Linked DNA regions of Mus musculus: region 1 is linked to region 2. Evidence: chromatin loops called from intact Hi-C (ENCODE). Cell type or tissue: left cerebral cortex. All regions are shown on one strand. Each heading gives the region's core, and the rest is flanking DNA. Links, peaks and the distances in the headings are about the cores only. Region 1 overlaps Ints10 (integrator complex subunit 10). Region 2 holds the start of Lpl (lipoprotein lipase).

The links. Peaks named below come from ENCODE experiments on the same cell type or tissue, not always from the same donor. Only the 100,000 strongest peaks of a DNase experiment are listed, where the experiment ranks them.
Region 1: it touches region 2 in a loop (2.8-fold over the local background); 10 of 42 quality-filtered maps call a loop at or near these places.

Annotation. Positions count from the first base shown.
Region 1 is chr8:68,829,029-68,837,689 of GRCm38, forward strand. Ints10 (integrator complex subunit 10) reads left to right here. Exons shown (of 17, transcript NM_027590.4): 17 at 1-382. Among named protein-coding and RNA genes, the nearest start is that of Gm51577, 22 kb to the right of the region's middle. In left cerebral cortex, for the core only: no CTCF peak of the experiment used is centred there; DNase peaks (open chromatin) are centred at 1,325 and 2,230; H3K27ac peaks cover 936 bases.
Region 2 is chr8:68,875,732-68,884,392 of GRCm38, forward strand. It overlaps Lpl (lipoprotein lipase), which reads left to right and starts at 4,824. Exons shown (of 10, transcript NM_008509.2): 1 at 4,824-5,109. The coding sequence starts at 5,022. In left cerebral cortex, for the core only: no CTCF peak of the experiment used is centred there; DNase peaks (open chromatin) are centred at 2,940 and 3,478; H3K4me3 peaks cover 352 bases.

The DNA of each region.
Region 1 (8,661 bases), core at 262-2,761, 49 kb before region 2:
GTTTTGTGTATCTTCTTAAGTTTGGAACTTGAGATAATACTAAAGAATGCCTCAGTGGTTTTAAGCAAAAGTAAAGGAAGTAAGGTTTATCTGTGTGACCTTTCCCTTCAGCCTGACTCTGCCTCCCTTCAAATCAAGACCTGAGTTGACTTTTTACCTGGAATACACTTCTGTGACTCAAGACTCTGCTGGGATGGCTTTTCTGAGAACAGGAACCTGGTGTGCGGGTGCTGGGTCTGAGGTCAGTTCACCACAAATCGGGTGAAAATTAACTTTGATACACTAAACTGTAGAAACAGCTGTTAGCTTCTGAATGACCTGTACTCTCACTGGTCAGTTATTGGTTTACATAATAAAATAATTCTAACATTTGTTAACTCTATTTCAGGCCTAATGCCATGTATTTCACACATATTTTCTCCTGACAACCCCGTGAGGCAGGTCTAGTGAGCAGATGAGGATCTGAGACTTAGGTTCTGTGTTGGTGCTGAAGTGACAGGGCTCGTGACCTATGCTCGAGGTTTGTGCTCCTGGTGTTGGAATGAGGCTGGACATTTAGTTGATTCCCTGAGAGCGCCCCATGCTGGTGTTGTGCTGTACTTTGGAAGTAGCTATCTAAAAAGACTAGAAACTAAGGGTGTCGTTTCATACCTAAAGAAACTTGGCACGTGGGAGACCCCCGTTAGACCAGAAGCCTGGGTCATCAATTAAACTCACATTTAGAGATGATCATGAGGGGAGAGGGAGTGGGCAGTGCTGGAGAGACCTTCAAGAGACAGGATGTACTAACTAGGCCTGGAAACATGAAGTCAATTTTATTAGGTTGATGAACAGCAAATCCTGGTATAAGGCATTCAAATAGAAGTCTAACAGCAAACACAAGGACCAGGCTTATAGTTTAGTGGTAGAACCTTGTTTAGCGTGTTCAAAAGCCCCAACTTTGATTCCTAGTACTGAGGAAACAGTGTGATCAATGTAAATTATATATGGGTTATAGATGGTATAACAAAGCCTTTTAGCTGCTTAGTAAATGTGTGCTAATAAACTGCTTATGCACATGACAGACTCCATTCCCATGCTCACTGAGTTGATAGCTCATGGTCATTGCATCTCTGTGGATCCTGAGTTCTAACTCAGCCCCTCCCAAACCCCTTGTTCTTTCTTACTTAAACTCCCATAGTAGCCCAGAGCTCATCCCCCTGTCAAAGGAAACAACCAGTAGCTAACACACATCATCATGAAAGCTGCTTCACGTCTGCCTCTCCTAAGATGACTGACCATCTGTTCCTAATGGTGAAATTTCAAGTGCCATGATGGGGAGTTTTCTGAACAGATGGCAACACCATGTGACTGTAGTCGCACCACATAGAGCGAATCCAGCAGAGTGGGCCTCATCCCACTTTATCTCACATTTTTATCCCATCCGTTTGTGTGCTTCCCCCCACACACACCTTATTTTTTATAACACCAGCACAAATTACTCAGGCAATTTCTTCCTCTCTCTCTCTCTCTCTTTCTCTCTCTCTTTCTCTCTTTCCTTTAATCACTTATGCACACATTGCCCAAGCTCTGGGTATTTGGATCCCAGGGTGGTATAACAAAGGCTAACAAGCTGGGTGTCAAAGAGAGAGGTCTATTACAGTCATAAAGGTCCAGATCCAATCTCAGGGTCACCACAGCCTTATTCTGTTCCTCAGAACTGAGTCCTTTGCCTTTGACAAGTTTCCAGTCTCTCCCTGTGTCTCTTGCCATCTTCCCTCCCAGAAGGACACCTCTCATACTCCATTGTAGCCTCACCTAAAACTAACTGTATCTATGAGATCTCAGCATGCATTTTGAGGAGAAACAATTCAATAATACCCTAGGAACCATATGCTGGTCTTTGTAAAAATTTTGTTTATATAATCTTCAGGACTATTTTAGTTGTATTTCTCGTTGCTTTGGCAAAATACCTGATAAAAGCAACTTAAGGGAGGCAAAAGTCTGAGGGGATATAGTCTGTGTGGCAGACAGGGAAAGCATGCAGCAGGAATGTGAAACAGGAAGCAGGAAGTGGCCTGGCTATAAGGCCCCCTCTATGTCAGTGAGGCTCCAACTCCTGAGGCTCTGCAACCTTCCTCAACAGCACCAGCAGCCAGCTGGGGACCTGTGCTCAAGCAGCTTGAGCCTGTTGGGGAGATTTCACATTCGAACCCACATAGTAAGCTAAGCTCCCCTCTGCCTCACAAAGACATTTAAAAATTTTTAGCACTGTCTACACGCTTTAATTCTTCACATAAGACAGACTACAGAAGCTCTGCAGGAGCAAGAGCTTGCATTTAGAGAATCTGTGCATTGAATATTTCTCTTGAAGAGAGAAATACTTTAGGAGGCCTATCCTTCACTTTAGACCAACATATATAAACTCACCAGAGTGGGAGGATATAAATTTAAACTGACTTGTTGATTGTTTTCCCCCAGGGGCACCTCCTAAAAGTGAAGACGAAGATAATGGAGTATTTCTAGTTCGTGATTAAAAGTCAAACCATTATCTCCATCTAGGGAGAGGCTTCTCCGTATTAATTAATTACTACCTTTGTTTCTTATAGCATTTTTGGAAACTAAAAGCTATTTCAATGAAGTAAAAAAAAAAAAAAAAAGAACATGATTTCAATTGGCTTTTCTTTTCTTTTCCTTATAAATATCCAAGCTTATACTTGCACCTTGGTTCATCTCTTTTTGTTAGCAACTAAGGAGCCAAAATTCTAATGGTCCAGTGGACTTGTTAAAAATATTGGCAGGCAGTTCCTTGGCAATAGTGATCAATGGCAGAAAAATGACTGGAAGATATTTTTACAAACATTTCCTTGGGGTGGGGGTGGGGTTGTTGGGAAGGGGCCAGTGATTTAGAAATATTTTCTATGTTTTTAACAAGAACTTCTGCAGCCTACACCTACCATGGACAAGGAGGCTGTGGTTGTTTGTGGTGCTGGAGTTTGAAGGTAGGACAGGACCCAGCAGAGACACAAATGAGACATTCCAAGTGATATCCACTGTCTCCTCAAACGACTTCCTCAGCCCTTATGAGACCATGTCCTGACTCTCAGGTAAGACTCTCCCTATTTTATATGTCTAGGACCTGCCAGACTTGACCTCCCATAGATCCCAGAATGTGGACACACCCAAGTAAAAGCCTTAGTGATGCCCACTGATACCACTGCCATGTTCCTCCACCAAACTGGATGGATGTCTTTAGCGCTAAGTACCCGGAAACACTGTAGTGAAGTAACTTAAGGGGGATAGCACCCATTGGTTAGGATTCTCATTCCACATCCCAAGTCCTTATCACTCACCAGAAAGCCAAAGACAGCATGTCGTTTGGGGTCATTGATAATGCAAGTATCCTGGGAGCAATGACACACTATTTCTTACAAGTTTCTTTACCAGTAAAGCAATAGAGCTATTACATTTTAATGGAACGCATTTATCATGCTGTCTGATAAAAGCATTAAAAGGAGTAATTTAGAAATTGTAGCTATAATCTACTTATAGTTGAAAATAGGCAATTGATTCACATTATCTGAATTGATTGGATAAGTGATCAGACTTTATTTGGTTACTGTAGTATATGTATTTTGAAGCAGAAGAATTGTAGGACAGTGAGCTGTGCACAGACAACCTGGTCCTCGGTCAAGCACAGGCCTTGAACCGTGGTAGCCTGGTGGGCAGTGACTTACACCGGCATGGGACAGCAGGTATTAGGCCATGCCTCCTGGGCCCCTGGCTCCTGTTGCAGATACAGCCTCTCACAGCCACCCCCACCCCCACCCCCACCCAAGGTGTGTAGCTTTCAGTAATGGAGGCAATACCCAAGTTCCTGGTATTCTGTCTGGACTCCACCCCCACAGTTACCTGACAACAGCCAGGATGGCCCAGCCCTCTATAAAAGGGGCTGTTTGCCCCTTCCTCCCTCTCTTACCTCTTATTCTCTTGCTCTTACTCTTGCTCCCTTGCTCCCCCTCTCTATGCCTTCCCTTCCCCCTCTCTCCAAGTGGCCATGGCCAGCCTCTACCTCCCTACTCTCTCCCTCTCTCTGCCTTTCTGCAATAAACTCCTTAAAACCATGGACTGCCTCTTCTCATCAGGGCCCACCATGCTGGAGCAATGGAGCAGGTCTCCCTCTAACAAGCCGCGCATCAGCGGAACCCAGGAGCTTTCTAATGAAACTGAACAAAACGGGCTCCTCTTAGAGAAGCCCATGCTTGCCTGTCCTGTGTGTCACCTGTGTGGAGCATCTCTAACTCTCATGCTTAAGTCTATATTAAAATCATTTAATTAAATCCCAACTCTGCTATGTTTAACAAAGAGGGAGAGTGTAAAGACTTAGATGTAAGAAAAAAGATAAGAAGCAACCATAAGCTGGAATGGTTGGTGTTGACTTCCTTCTGCTTGTAGTTGAAGAAACTGTTTACTAAATTCAGCTAAGGATTTCAACGGTCATGCCTAGAGCATGCCTAAGAAACACACAGTCCTTGATTATAAGAATTTGCCCTCCTAAAGTGTGCCAGCCTGTTTGTTTGAGTACATAAAGCGGTTTCTGCAGCTCACACATTCAGTTTCTTATGCAGGAAGAGAAGATTGCAACATTACAGATGTGTTGAAGATTTCTATGAGAGCAATGGGAGTTCTAGCCACTGTGATATTTATATTACATTGCAAGTGCCTTGGGCTGTTGATTTATTTATACTGTTTTAATAGCCTCAAAGAGTTACAAGTTTCCTGAAGTACCATTTTTTCCTTTCTTATAATAGATTTATATACCTAATACCCCTTGTTCACGAAGAAAATAATAATAATCTTATAGGAAACAGAATCCTGGAAAACCTAAGTCCTTAATGATGCCATTGGTAGGTTATTTCTCCTCCAGTGACACGAGCCAATTCAAACCAGATTAGATTATATCAAAGACAGGTTTAGTGGGACTCTGCTCTTTCACGAGTTCACTAGCCAAGGGGAGAGGGAGCGGGTGGGGGAGGGGGAGAGAAAAGGCAAGCATGAGTGCACAGAGAGTGAGAAAAGAAGGAGAAAGAAGAAGAGGGAGGAGGAGGGGAAAGAGGAGAGGGAGGGGGAAGGAGAAGGAGAGAGAGAGCATGCAAGTGCATGCAAAATGTCTGGCCTGGAAAATTCAGCATGGGAACGTGGTATGTCCAATAGGGACTGAGGGATGCTGGGAGAACCTGGAGACAGGTCTGCTTTGATATGTAAAATATGTGCCTCAGTCTCTTGTCCTAGGGTCCACCTCTGATTTTCTTAAACTTCCAAACCTCCAGCACATGAGTTTTAAAAGTAAATTTAAGATGCAGTACTAAAAGCTGTGTACAGCATATGTCCATGACACAGTAGATTTTCAAATTTAACCCAAGTTAAACCCAACTCAATGTTCAGGTCACAAAGTGGCTCCTCTGAGACCCATGTCCTATCAGTTATCTCCAAAGCTAGCCACAGTGCTCATTGCTAACATAGAGAATGGATCCAACTGATCTCTTGGTCTGCACTTTGTCCTGTAGCACCATTCATACTATATATTTGAAAGTGTTTCTTATACAAAGGAACTGTATATTATATATAAATCTGGCTTCTGGGGCCATCGTTTCAGCATTTGTTCAACTCTGCCATTAGAGTGCAAAGGTGCCTCAGACAATATGTAAATTCTCACGTACATTATTCTTCTTTGTTTAACTGCAAGAAGATTTATTCTCATCTCAAGATTCATAGGTCTCTATACTCAGAGTTTGCTCATTTCCTACATGGTACAGTATAGTTCATTTCAAACAAAAAGAAGCAATTACCTTTAGGCATTTGGTCTATTCTGCTTTAAAACTCTATTTCTATTCATCATTTTTTGAGGGCTACTGAGCTTTACCAAAGAAATCATCCCCGGGGAGCTTTTCTGGGAAGAATATTTCTCAGTCCTTGTTAAAAATAGCAAGACAGGTTTTGTTCAAGACTATTGCGGTATCGGAGAGACTGAATTCAAGTGGAGAGCTGTAACCAGTGCACAGATGAGGAAGCTATGAATTAAGAGGTTCATTGGGCTGGGCCTGAGGGTCTGAGGTAGAGTAGAGGAAACTGCATATTAACCATGGTGAGGGAGTTTAACTAGAGACAAGGGGGTGGTGGATAGATCTTAAAAACTGGTTTAGTGCCAGGCATGGTGGTGTACACCTTTAATCCCAGCACTTGGGAGGCAGAGGCAGGCGGATTTCTGAGTTCGAGGCCAGCCTGGTCTACAGAGTGAGTTCCAGGACTGCCGAGGATACACAGAGAAACCCTGTCTGAAAAAAAAAACAAAAACAAAACAAAAAACAAACAAACAAAAAAAACTGGTTTAATGAAATTAACTCATTTAATGAAGCTGAACTCAGCAGACTAAGTCAGAGGCCTAATGGAGACATCAGGGCCCAAGGGACACTAACTAAAGTGTGGCCAAGAAATTAACACAACTGGTTTTTGCCAGTGAGCATGATTACTGAGTCACACATTGTTCTTGACCCATGTGTTATGTCACTGTGGCAGAAAGTCTGGCAGGAGCAACCTAAGGAAAGAAAGATTGACTGTGGCACATGAGTTCAGAGGACCCAGTGTGTCTTGAGGAAGGAATAGAGGACAGGCCACTCAGGCCAGACTAGGAAGGAGAGAGGGAGGGAGCAGGCAGCCAGGGATAACACATACCTGAAGTCTTTATCAGAAACTAGGTGGCTGTAACTGTGTAGTTGTTTCAGGGGTCTTGAGTCAACTCCATTTGTCTATGGGTCCGTTTTGGTGCCAGTACTGTACTGTTTATGCTGCTTCGGCTCCATGATAAACCTGAGAGCAGGTTTGTAGTGCCTGTAACTCTCCTCCCTCTGTAAGGATGCTCTGGGATTCAGAACTTCCATGCTTCCCTGTGAGTTATAGGATGATTTCCCTAGGTCTGAGAAGAATGTTGTTAGAATTTTAATGGTGATTGCATTGACTGCTTTCAGTAATATAGCCATTTCCACAACATTGAATATCTTTGTCCATGAGCCTGGAATGCCATTCTCCATCTCCTGAAGTCTTCAGTTTCTTCAGTGTTATGAAGTTTTCATCATAGAGGGTTGTTCCTACGTACTCTATTATTTCCTTGAAGCTTCTAAAAAAGGGAATTTTCCCCTGATTGTTTTTATCTCAGAGTTCATTATTGCTGTACAGAAAAGTTACTTGGTGGTTTTTATGTATTGATTTTGTGTTCTACTGGTTTGAAGATGAGAGCATTTATGAGAGTTAAGAATCTTCTGACAGAAGAGTATTTAAACTTTTAACCATGGAGTCATGTCATCTGCAAAGAAGGATAATTTGATTTCTTTCCTTCCTATTTTTAATCTTTTTTTCCTTCCTTTTATTCTAGGGGAGGCTTTGAGCATTATGTTGAATAAGAGCAGAGAGGGTGAGAGCCATTGCATTGTTCTAGATTTTAGAAGAAAAGCTCTCAGGGTTTTTTGTTTTTTTTTTTTGTCAGCTATAGATGTTATGCTTTGTCTTAGTTAGGGTTTTACTGCTGTGAACAGACACCATGACCAATGAAACTCTTATAAATGACAACATTTAATTGGGGCTGGCTTACAGGTTCACAGGTTCAGTCCATTATCATCAAGGTGGGAGTATGGTAGCGTCCAAGGCAGGCATGATGCAGGCAGAGCTGAGAGTTCTTCATCTTCATCTGAAAGCTGCTATCAAAATACAAGCTTCCAGGCAGCTAGGATGGGGTTTTAAAGCCCACACCCACAGTGACACACCTACTCCAACGGGGCCATACCTCCTACTAGTGCCACTCCCTGGGCGGAGCATATACAAACCATCACATGCTGTATAGATCCTTTATTGTGCTGAGTTATGGGCACACTGTTGCTAGTTTCCTGAGGACTTTCTCATGAAGGGAGATTGAATTTGTTGTACGCCTTTTCTGCTTTGGTCTGGATGACAGTGTGGTTGCTGTAGAAGATGTGGTAGAGACACACAATGGAATTTTATGCAACTCTAAAGAAAAAGGATATCATGACCTTTGCAGGAAAAGGGAGACAAACAGCATCTGTTCTTTCCTACGCAGAACCTAAGTGTAGAAGTCTATCTTATGTGTGCATGCATGTAACCATCTATGTGTGTTTGAGGAGGGTGGGAAGTGATAGACATGTAAAACAAACTCGGCTGAGACCAACGGGGAGAAGAAAGGAGCCTGGCTCTGGGGATGGGTGGTGAGGGGGACATCAGGAGAGAGGAGTGACGAAACACACATTCACAAAGAGGCCGTCTTGAAACCCATTGCTTGGAGTGCGGATATAAACAGTAATTTTTAAAAAAGATTACATTGGAACATTCCAAACTTCCTTTAAAATCCTGATCTAGGAGGGACAGCTGCCTGCCACATGTCAGAGTGATGAGTTTGTCTCTGGGGACCTTGAGTAGCCAAGAGAAAAGACATTTTATTCATCCTGAGGAGTTCTGTAGTGAAAAGCCCTACCAGTGATTGATCGAAAGCAGGGTAAGCCCTTTCCAAATGGCACACAAAAACGATTTACTGATGGAAACAAGAGTTGTGGGGAAGAGGAGAAGCGCAGACTGCTGTTACTATGCATCACTGGCTCTTCTCTGGTTTTAAACACA
Region 2 (8,661 bases), core at 2,192-4,691:
GTATATATATATATACATATATATATATATGAATGAATCTCATTCATAAAGAAAAACTCATGACACTTGCAAGAAAATGGACAGAACTGGAAATCACTATGTTAAACAAAATAAGCCAGACTCAGAAAGAGACGAAGAGGTGGTAATAGAATACATGGCACAAAAGCAGAAGAGGCCCAGTTTGAGAGGTTATTGAGACCAATAAAAGGCAAGTAGAGGAGTGGGGATTATAATGGCACAATTGTACTAAAACTCTATAATGAAATCCATTATTTTGTATGATAACTTAAAAATCTGGAATAATTAAGTAAAATAGCTCATTTTTTTTTCAGATCTGGTAGTGTAACCATAAAGTCAGCAGGGGGCGCCAAGCTTGGGTTTTGCCCAAGGGTCTAATGTTATCTCTTAATTGTGACATCCCAGTAGAAAGCTTTTGTGGTTTCACGTATCCATGTTATTAACTAGGCTTCCTATGTAGACTTAATTTTTTATTTTTGTTTATTTATTTTTAGAAAAGGGAAGAAATCTGCTTATAAATGAACATGGGCTAGCAGCAGTGTCACCACTGGTGGAATATCCCTTTTAGTTCTTATGAGCTGTCTCATGGGAGAGGCTGCATCCTCTCTATCTGGAATTGTCTGTCCCCTTTCTCTACCACACAGTCTTGGTTAACAGTGCAACACAATGGCTTTGGGGGAAGTTTTGTTCTTTTTTAAAAATTGACTTTTATTTCTCTTAACCATATTCATACAAAATTGGGTGGGTATCCTTCCTTACATATCAGTGTGTTTATGTCTACATATTTGCTTTCATTGTTGGCTGTTTATTGTTTTAGGAAGTGGAGATTGTGTGACTATAACTCACAAAAAACCAAAATCCTTAAGATGCTTCCAGATCATTTTGCACCATCACATCACAGCCTGAAGCAATCTCACACTCCGAACTTGGCACTCTCCAAGCAAGCACAACCATAGTGCGTGGGGCGGGGCGGGGGGGGGGGGAGTTGTAGGAAACTGGCTGCATACACTATTCATTTGTACCTTTGATATCTTTCAGTCACAACACTCAGCTTTGCCCAAAACCGTCTTCTGTCTGAGTTACATTATTTGGGATTCTACAACATAGCAGCTGGTTAGGAAGGGAGCCACAGGCCAAAGCCTATCTATTGGCTACTCAAATAAGAGCCCCATTCTCACTGGCAGATCCTTAGTTGTCATTCTCCACTTTGTCCCTTTGTTCCTCAGTACTGCAGTTCAATCCTAGGATGTGGGTAGGTAATGGCAGAAAAGCCCTTCATCTTGACCTTTTTTTTTTTTTTCTTATTTAGATGTATTTAAAATGGACCTAAGACATTTTATTTTAAAATGTGTTTAGGGTTTTGCCTGCATGTATGCAAGTTCGCCATATTCTGGGTTCTGTTGGAGGCCAGAAGAGGGCATCAGATCCCCTGAAAGTCCAGTTTCGGATGGTGCAGGCCACTCTGTGGGCTCCAGGAGTCAAGCACAGGCTCTCAGAAGGCCAAGCCAACTAACCCTAACCCTCTCAGCCACCACAAAGTCATCTTTCCAGCCCAAAAATATTTGTACATTTATGAGATTGTATTTTTAGATTTGTGTTAGGCACGTTGTTCTCATATTCAGTGCATTTTCTAGTTATCAGCTCCATCCTTGCACAATGCTCTTTCAACCTTACTTAGACGTTTCATTATATTTTAGTTTTATCAAGAAAACATAGAATAGCATTTGAACCACAATCTGCGTCTACAAAAAAGGTCTGCTTCCCTTTTAGTTTGCAATTAAAATATTACAAATTAACACATTACCTTTTTCTCCTGAAACCACCAAAATAGAAGAGGTACACTTGGTGATTTTGGGGTATTTAATCTTTGGGGAATTTTGTCTTTTCCCATCTGTAATATGGGAGAATTTTTCAGCTCTGTTACAGCTAAAATCACTAAATGCATGAGAGGATGAAGATTGCTCAATGGGCAAATGGCAAGCAGTCAATCAAACCTATGACGGACAGGCAGAAGGACAGACAGAATTTCCTTACTCTTTGGTTTTGGAACACCCCCCCCCCCTCCACACACACACACACACACACACACACACACACACACACACACACACACTTCCCACAAGGTACTAAGGTGCATATTTTACATATCAAAACAGACCTGGCCTCCAGGTTCTCCCAGCATCCCTCAGTCTCTACTTGACATACCCTGCCCCCACCCCTGAACATTCCAGTCCAGGGACTAGGCTGCCCTTCCCCCAGAGGCTCTTCCCTATATAATCCAGACATATTGTGTGCCCCTCTCCCTTTATCTCTCTCTCCTTCCCTTTCTCCCTCTCTCTCTCCCTCTTTCCGTCTCCCCTTTTTCTCTTTCACCTCCCCTCCTCCACCTCTCCATGGCGACTCCCCTGGCCTCAATCCTTTGGGCCTGTGAACTCACCTAAGAGCAACTTCCCAATAAATCTTCCTTGAGCACAATCTAATCTGGCTTGAACTGGCTCATTTCAGTGGTGGAGAAGTGACCTATCACTTAACATCAGGAAAGTAGGAAAGTGAGTGTTTCGTAAGCGATACATATTTGGTTTTGTACTTAAATCGATTTTAACTATAGCAGATACCAAAGTGCCCTACCCTAAGGGTACTTTTTTTTTTAACATTTGAAAATGCTCAGATTGTTCAAACATAACCTTTTTTTTTTTTTTTTTTTTGTCTATTACAAAGAAAAAGTCAATTTCAGAAAAAGCCAAGCCTCAAGCTATGCATGGCCAAATAACCTTGTGGAAGTCTGGGCATCAGACTTGTCAGAAGCTCACAGGAGCCTGACCTGGAGCTCATGTGAGCGTCTGCGGGGAGAACTGGGGCACCTGACTAAGGCCAGCACAACCAATCATGAACAAGTGTGGCTGCCACACCTACCTGCCCACCACTTGTCCCCTGGAGAGAGGCCAGCGTGTCTGAATTCCGTGTTAGTTCTTCTTGGAAATCTGTGCACCGTACTGGTCATGCAAAGTGACAATATAGGCCAGTATAAGTCAGGTTCACATATTATAGAAGCAGCTTCAACAAACCATAGATAAGTATTTATCTCTGGACTCTTGAGTGCTTTCTGTGATCAGTTAACTGGAGAGGCATTTTTAAAATGCATTGTGTTAGATGCCCCTTTGCCCCTTTATTAATCTCATAAAATCTTGAAGTTCTCTGAAAGTTCCAGGTAGCAGTGCAGGTCGGTTTGGAGTCTGATCAAATGACTTTTAAGCTTGAAATTCGGCTGTGTGGCTATTCTAGATAAAACACAAAGCATTTCTACACTTCTGTTTTTATGTCTTTTATGCCACTGCCATGTTTTAAAATTAGAGCTTCCTATATACTTCTTTCAGAGGTTGGCCATATTCTAGTTATGTGCCCTGGAGTATCTCTGCCATTTCCAAAGTTGTTCAGTGGGGTTTCGCTCTTGCCAACTTTCAAGATCCACCACATGCGTTGGAGCCAGTAATGAACGTGGATGATGCATTGCTTAGCGATTGCAGTGCAAGATGAGATGGCGAGACATCTGGCTGGAATTCATCTACACAACAGCATGTTTGGCTTTTATCTGATAGTTGTGAGAAATTTAAAAAGCGGGCTTATATTAAAGTATATAGTTTTTGATCCCCTTAACCTCCAAGGGTGTGTGTGTGTGTGTGTAGAGAGAGAGGGAACCATCCTAAAAATATTGAGATCAGTAAAGAGAACTAATTTTTTGAGGTGGTTTCTCAGCATTAAGGTGGGGAATTTAATGTTTATTGGTTTTTTTTTCTAGCTAATCAGCACCCTTTTCATTTAAAAAGATACTTGCAGATGAGCACAGTATATGATGTGCTTTTATTTTTCTTGCTTTTCTACAAACATGTGCTAGTCCACTTTGCAAAAGCTCAGTATTCACCCTTGCAAAGTACAATTTAATATCAACGCATCAACATAGCTGAACAATGATAAGCATAATGGAATTTGGAATATTTCTATCATGCTCCTCACCCTGCCCCCACACTCCTAGCACCCCATATCCCCTCGCCCTGGAACATCACTAATCTATGGACTGTCTTTGTAGGTTTGGAATGGTCATTTGGCATGGCCTCTCCCACTGAAAATCCAGGATAGCTTAAAATGTTTGACCATGACTTTCTGCCTCTGAAAATAGATGTTATTCTTGAGTTTCTTGCTGAATTAAAGGATCGAGTACAATTTACATAAGGCAAAAATTAGAAACTAGTTAAAGCAAGTGGGTCTTTTCTTCTACTACAGAAGGAGACCCATATTGCCAAGATACAAAGCAGACCGTGCAGGCACCATGCGCTGAGCAATATGTGTCCTAAGGTCCCTTTGGCGCGTGGGGACCTGTGGGTGGGTGGGGGAGGGTGTGCGTTTGAAAGGATCTCTCAAGTTTAACAAAGATTTATCAAAAGGTTGTATGTGTGTGAGTGTGAAAGTGTTAGGTACACGCTGTTTAAGAGCAAAACTTCTTCCCCTTAGAAAACGGATCGTAGACTACTCAACATAAATCAGTGTAAACCCCTCCTCTCTGCCTCTATAGGGGTCCCTAGGGACCAGATTCCTCCCGGTAGGCAAACTGGAGTCTAAACAACAAGCAAGCTTTCCTTCCTGCCCTTTCCCCTTCTTCTCGCTGGCACCGTTGAGCCTCGTTACCGTTTGCTCAAATATTTGGAAGTGCATTTAGAGTCCTCCCCCCAACTTATGATTTTATAGCCAATAGGTGATGAGTCTTATTTGCATATTTCCAGTCACTTAAACAGCTGTGCAGTGGAAACAGTGTCAGACTCTCGATTTCTCCTCCTACTCCTCCTCCGAGGAATTCTGCCCCTTGTAACTGTTCTGCCCTCCCCTTTAAAGGTTGACTTGCCCTACGGCGCTCCACCGCGCTCCAGTCCTCTTGCGCCTCCTGCTCAACCCGCTCCTGACTGCCCCACGCCGCGTAGTTCCAGCAGCAAAGCAGAAGGGTGCACCGGGAGATGGAGAGCAAAGCCCTGCTCCTGGTGGTCCTGGGAGTTTGGCTCCAGAGTTTGACCGCCTTCCGAGGAGGGGTGGCCGCAGCAGACGGTACGTTTTTCGCGCCAACTCCCCCTACCCCCACCTGCAGACCCGGACAGGACCACTTTTTCTCCATCTGAAGATGGGAGGGAGAAAGTTGGAAGTACGTGCATGCACTGGGACTCCCAGGCGCAGTAAATTCCCGGGAAGGGTGGCTGGAATGGAATCCAGGAGGAGAAGGGAGAGACTCTGCCTCCCATCACGCTACGGCGACTCTGGGTTCCCGCTTTTTTTTCCTTTCTCCTGAGTTCCCACTCGGTCTCCTGCTCTCTCCCGCCGACTGCCATCGCAGGGAACGGCTGGGGCGTGGGGTGTGGAGCCTAGGATGGGGAGACGCAGAGGCCGAGCAAAGCTGTAGTGACCGGTGGTGACCTCCCTATAGGGAATAGGGGTGCTGAATGCAAGGCACGCGGGCCAAAGTGACCCTAACTTTGCTGGGACTGCGGGTCAGACCCCTCTAGAAGCGGGAAGAGTGAATCGAGGGTGCAGGTGGGAGGACGCGTTGTGTGCATTCCAACTGTACAGGGCGCTGTCGCTCTCGGCGGGGGGTTGTGAGCTACAGTGAAAGTGGGAGTGCGCGGTGGCGCCCGGGAACGCGTGGCGCAGAGTCCTGGAAGCTGGCGTCCTGCAAGCGTTCCTGTGCTCGGCTTAGCTCAGTACTCAAGAAAGCCCAGAAATGAACCTACCCTCCAGAAAACGAGGTTCAGCCACCAGCCGACTGGAGCCTGTGGCTTGGAGGTTGCCAGTTCAGCTCTGTGTCCTTTCCTTGCTGTCCCAGGAGAGGCTCGCCCTAAGGGAGGCGCTCAGCTAGCTGAGAGCACATGGGATTCTCTAGAGCCTAAGGGAGATCGCTTTCAACACTAGGTGAAAAAAAAAAAAAAAGCGGCCACCTCCACGGCTCTGCCTGCTCTCTGCCTAGAGAAGACTAGGGTCAGTAGCAAGTTGCTTTATGGCCTTGAAGTCGAGACCTGCCCACAATTGAGAAGCCTTGTAACTTGAACCTTGATTGAGCTAACAGAACACAGACTCAAAATGTGACTGAACTCAGTCGTAAAAGAAGGCTGGGGTTTCCTTGTGTTGCTGCTGGTGGAATCGCCACGAGGGTGGTGTCCCCTGGAGGTGCTCTAAGGTGGCACATCCGCAGCCTAATTCCAGTCTTAGTGGAGTCTATGACTGCAGCTAAAAGCTTGCCTTTATTTCTGCGTATAGTTGTAAATGTCTTGTTATCAAAGGAAAGAGAATCCATCATGGCAGAACTGCACGAAAGAAACGAATCCTGGGTGTTTTGAGGATACTGGAGATTCTGCCTCTCCGGTGGCAGGTTTGCAACTCTGGTTAAGAAAATAGGAGCAAACTTTCGATTCACATTTCAGAAAGTATACCATAGTAGAACACGACTTTTACCGTAAACTCCCATAGAAAAGGTCGCCTACATTTTTAGGTTTTGCTAAAGGTTCCTTTAGAAGCTCTGGACCCAGCTTCTCAGTTACTTAGTGTCACCCTTCTGGGGTTAGCTGCATGAGCTCTAACATTAGGAAAGTTGGCAAGACTCACAGTGCCCTGGGGCTCCTCCCTTATACTTGATTTAAAGGGACACCTAAGTAACTACATAATAATTTTGGATTTTAGCCATCACCTGATTTTCCTATCAATAAAATGTATTTGGTGAATATTATTCCTAATCAGATGTGAAATGACTTCCTCTTATCATCTTTCTGTCCTCTCAGGGTAGCCCTTTACAGTGAGCTTCTTTAACCACAGCAGGCCTAGCCCTTTGTCCCACAAATGAGTTTGCCTAGGGGTAAAAATGTGGGTGAGAAAGGCACAGCTTGGAGCGATCCCAGCTCCCCTCTGGGCTCCCAGTTTCCGTGTTCACTCTTTATTTTTTTTTTTTTCCACGAATAGTGTGCGAGTTTGAGAGGCATTGCCCTGTGCTTCTTCCTGGAGCCCCTGCAGCCTCTCCTGGTCCCAGGCAGGAAAGCAGAGAGCTAAAAGAGAGCATAGAGGGTCCTGCTCTGCCAAGTCCCGTTCCTTCAGCCACAGTGCTCACTTGAGGTTAATATCTGAGTTAAATAACTGGGAGATGACAAGGGAGTGACTGATTAATAGCGGCATTGAAAGGTGTGGGGAGACAAGTGGGGGAAGAGTCGCAGTGGAAAGACGTTCAGTGCCTTTGACAGACTGTATTTTTAGCACAGCCTCCCTTTCCTGCTGCGCTGTAGAGGAGACTTTATACTCCTTGACTGACTGACTGTTTCTGTTCTGTCAGATTGTCCAGTCAAGTCGATGAAAACATTTCAGGGGGTCTTGTCCCCTTTTCCTCTGACCATAGCCTGTTTCCACATTATCATCACCAAGGCTGCACTGTGTTGTGTGTGTGGCTCATCTGAGGAAACCGTATTGTGATGGTGACTGAGTTCTTCTGAGTCTTCAGACACTTGGTGCCCCTCCTCTGATGGCATTCATCTGTCTTTAGTGTCACTTCCGTGCTGCTACTTTTCTGACAGCACTACAGTCCCCTCTATCTAACCCCACCCTCTCTATGGTGATCTGACTAAGCCTGATTTCATCCCTGTGACTATTACCCATATCAGGATAAATTTTTCTTTGTTATACACTATATTCAAGCTGTCTTTTTGGAAACATAGGAATAAAGATTACACAGCAAAAGGAACATATTATCTTCTAATTTGCCTACCTAAACACATCACCCCAGTGTGTAATGAGGGTGTGTCTGGGTGGTCGCAGTTGTTAGGGTGGTATTACTGTAGTGGGTCAAATTCAGGATGGAAGCATTTGAAGGATAGACCTTTGCCTCTCTCCTTCATTCTTTCTCATCTTCCTCACTTCCTCAGTCCTCTCCTGCTCTTCCTTCTTTCCCCTCTCTTGTCTTCTCCCCTTCTTTTTCCAATGTGGACTTAATATTCCTAAGAAAATAGCAAAAGGCAGCACAGTTGGATGAATGCAGAGTCACAGATACATTTCCGAGTTTCCTTAGCAACAGTCACCTCAGATTAGTCAAGCTCACCTGACCCTCCAGTAGTCAACCCGGAGTGCACCTGGGTGATGATGAAATCTACTTATGGAAGCATGCCTGGGGTTCATCTTCTTCCCTGTCTCTACGTGCTCTTATCAGTCGGTGCTGCAGGGACCACAGAGGTTGGGAAATCTTTAGGATACTGACACATTCTTAAAGGCAAACACTAACTAGCAATATGAAAAATTCCCCCTGCATAGACTAAGCAGCAGAAAGATCTGTGAGTCCATAGCTAATGTAAAATTGAAACTACTGCCTAACTCATTAAACAGCACCATTTTAATATGAAAACTTCACTCACACACACACACAAATACATTAAAACTAAAATGAAATTTTCCATGTGCCAATCTATGTGATGGTGAATGAATTCCTGTCTCTCCTCATCCAGCAGTGAGCCCAGTACACATGCTGGATGTATGGCATCCAACCTGAGCCCTGGATATGGATCTCCACATTAAACTGGATTTTTTTTTTCTCATGGAAACATACAAAGTCAGCCTGAATAATTTCAGAGACTACCC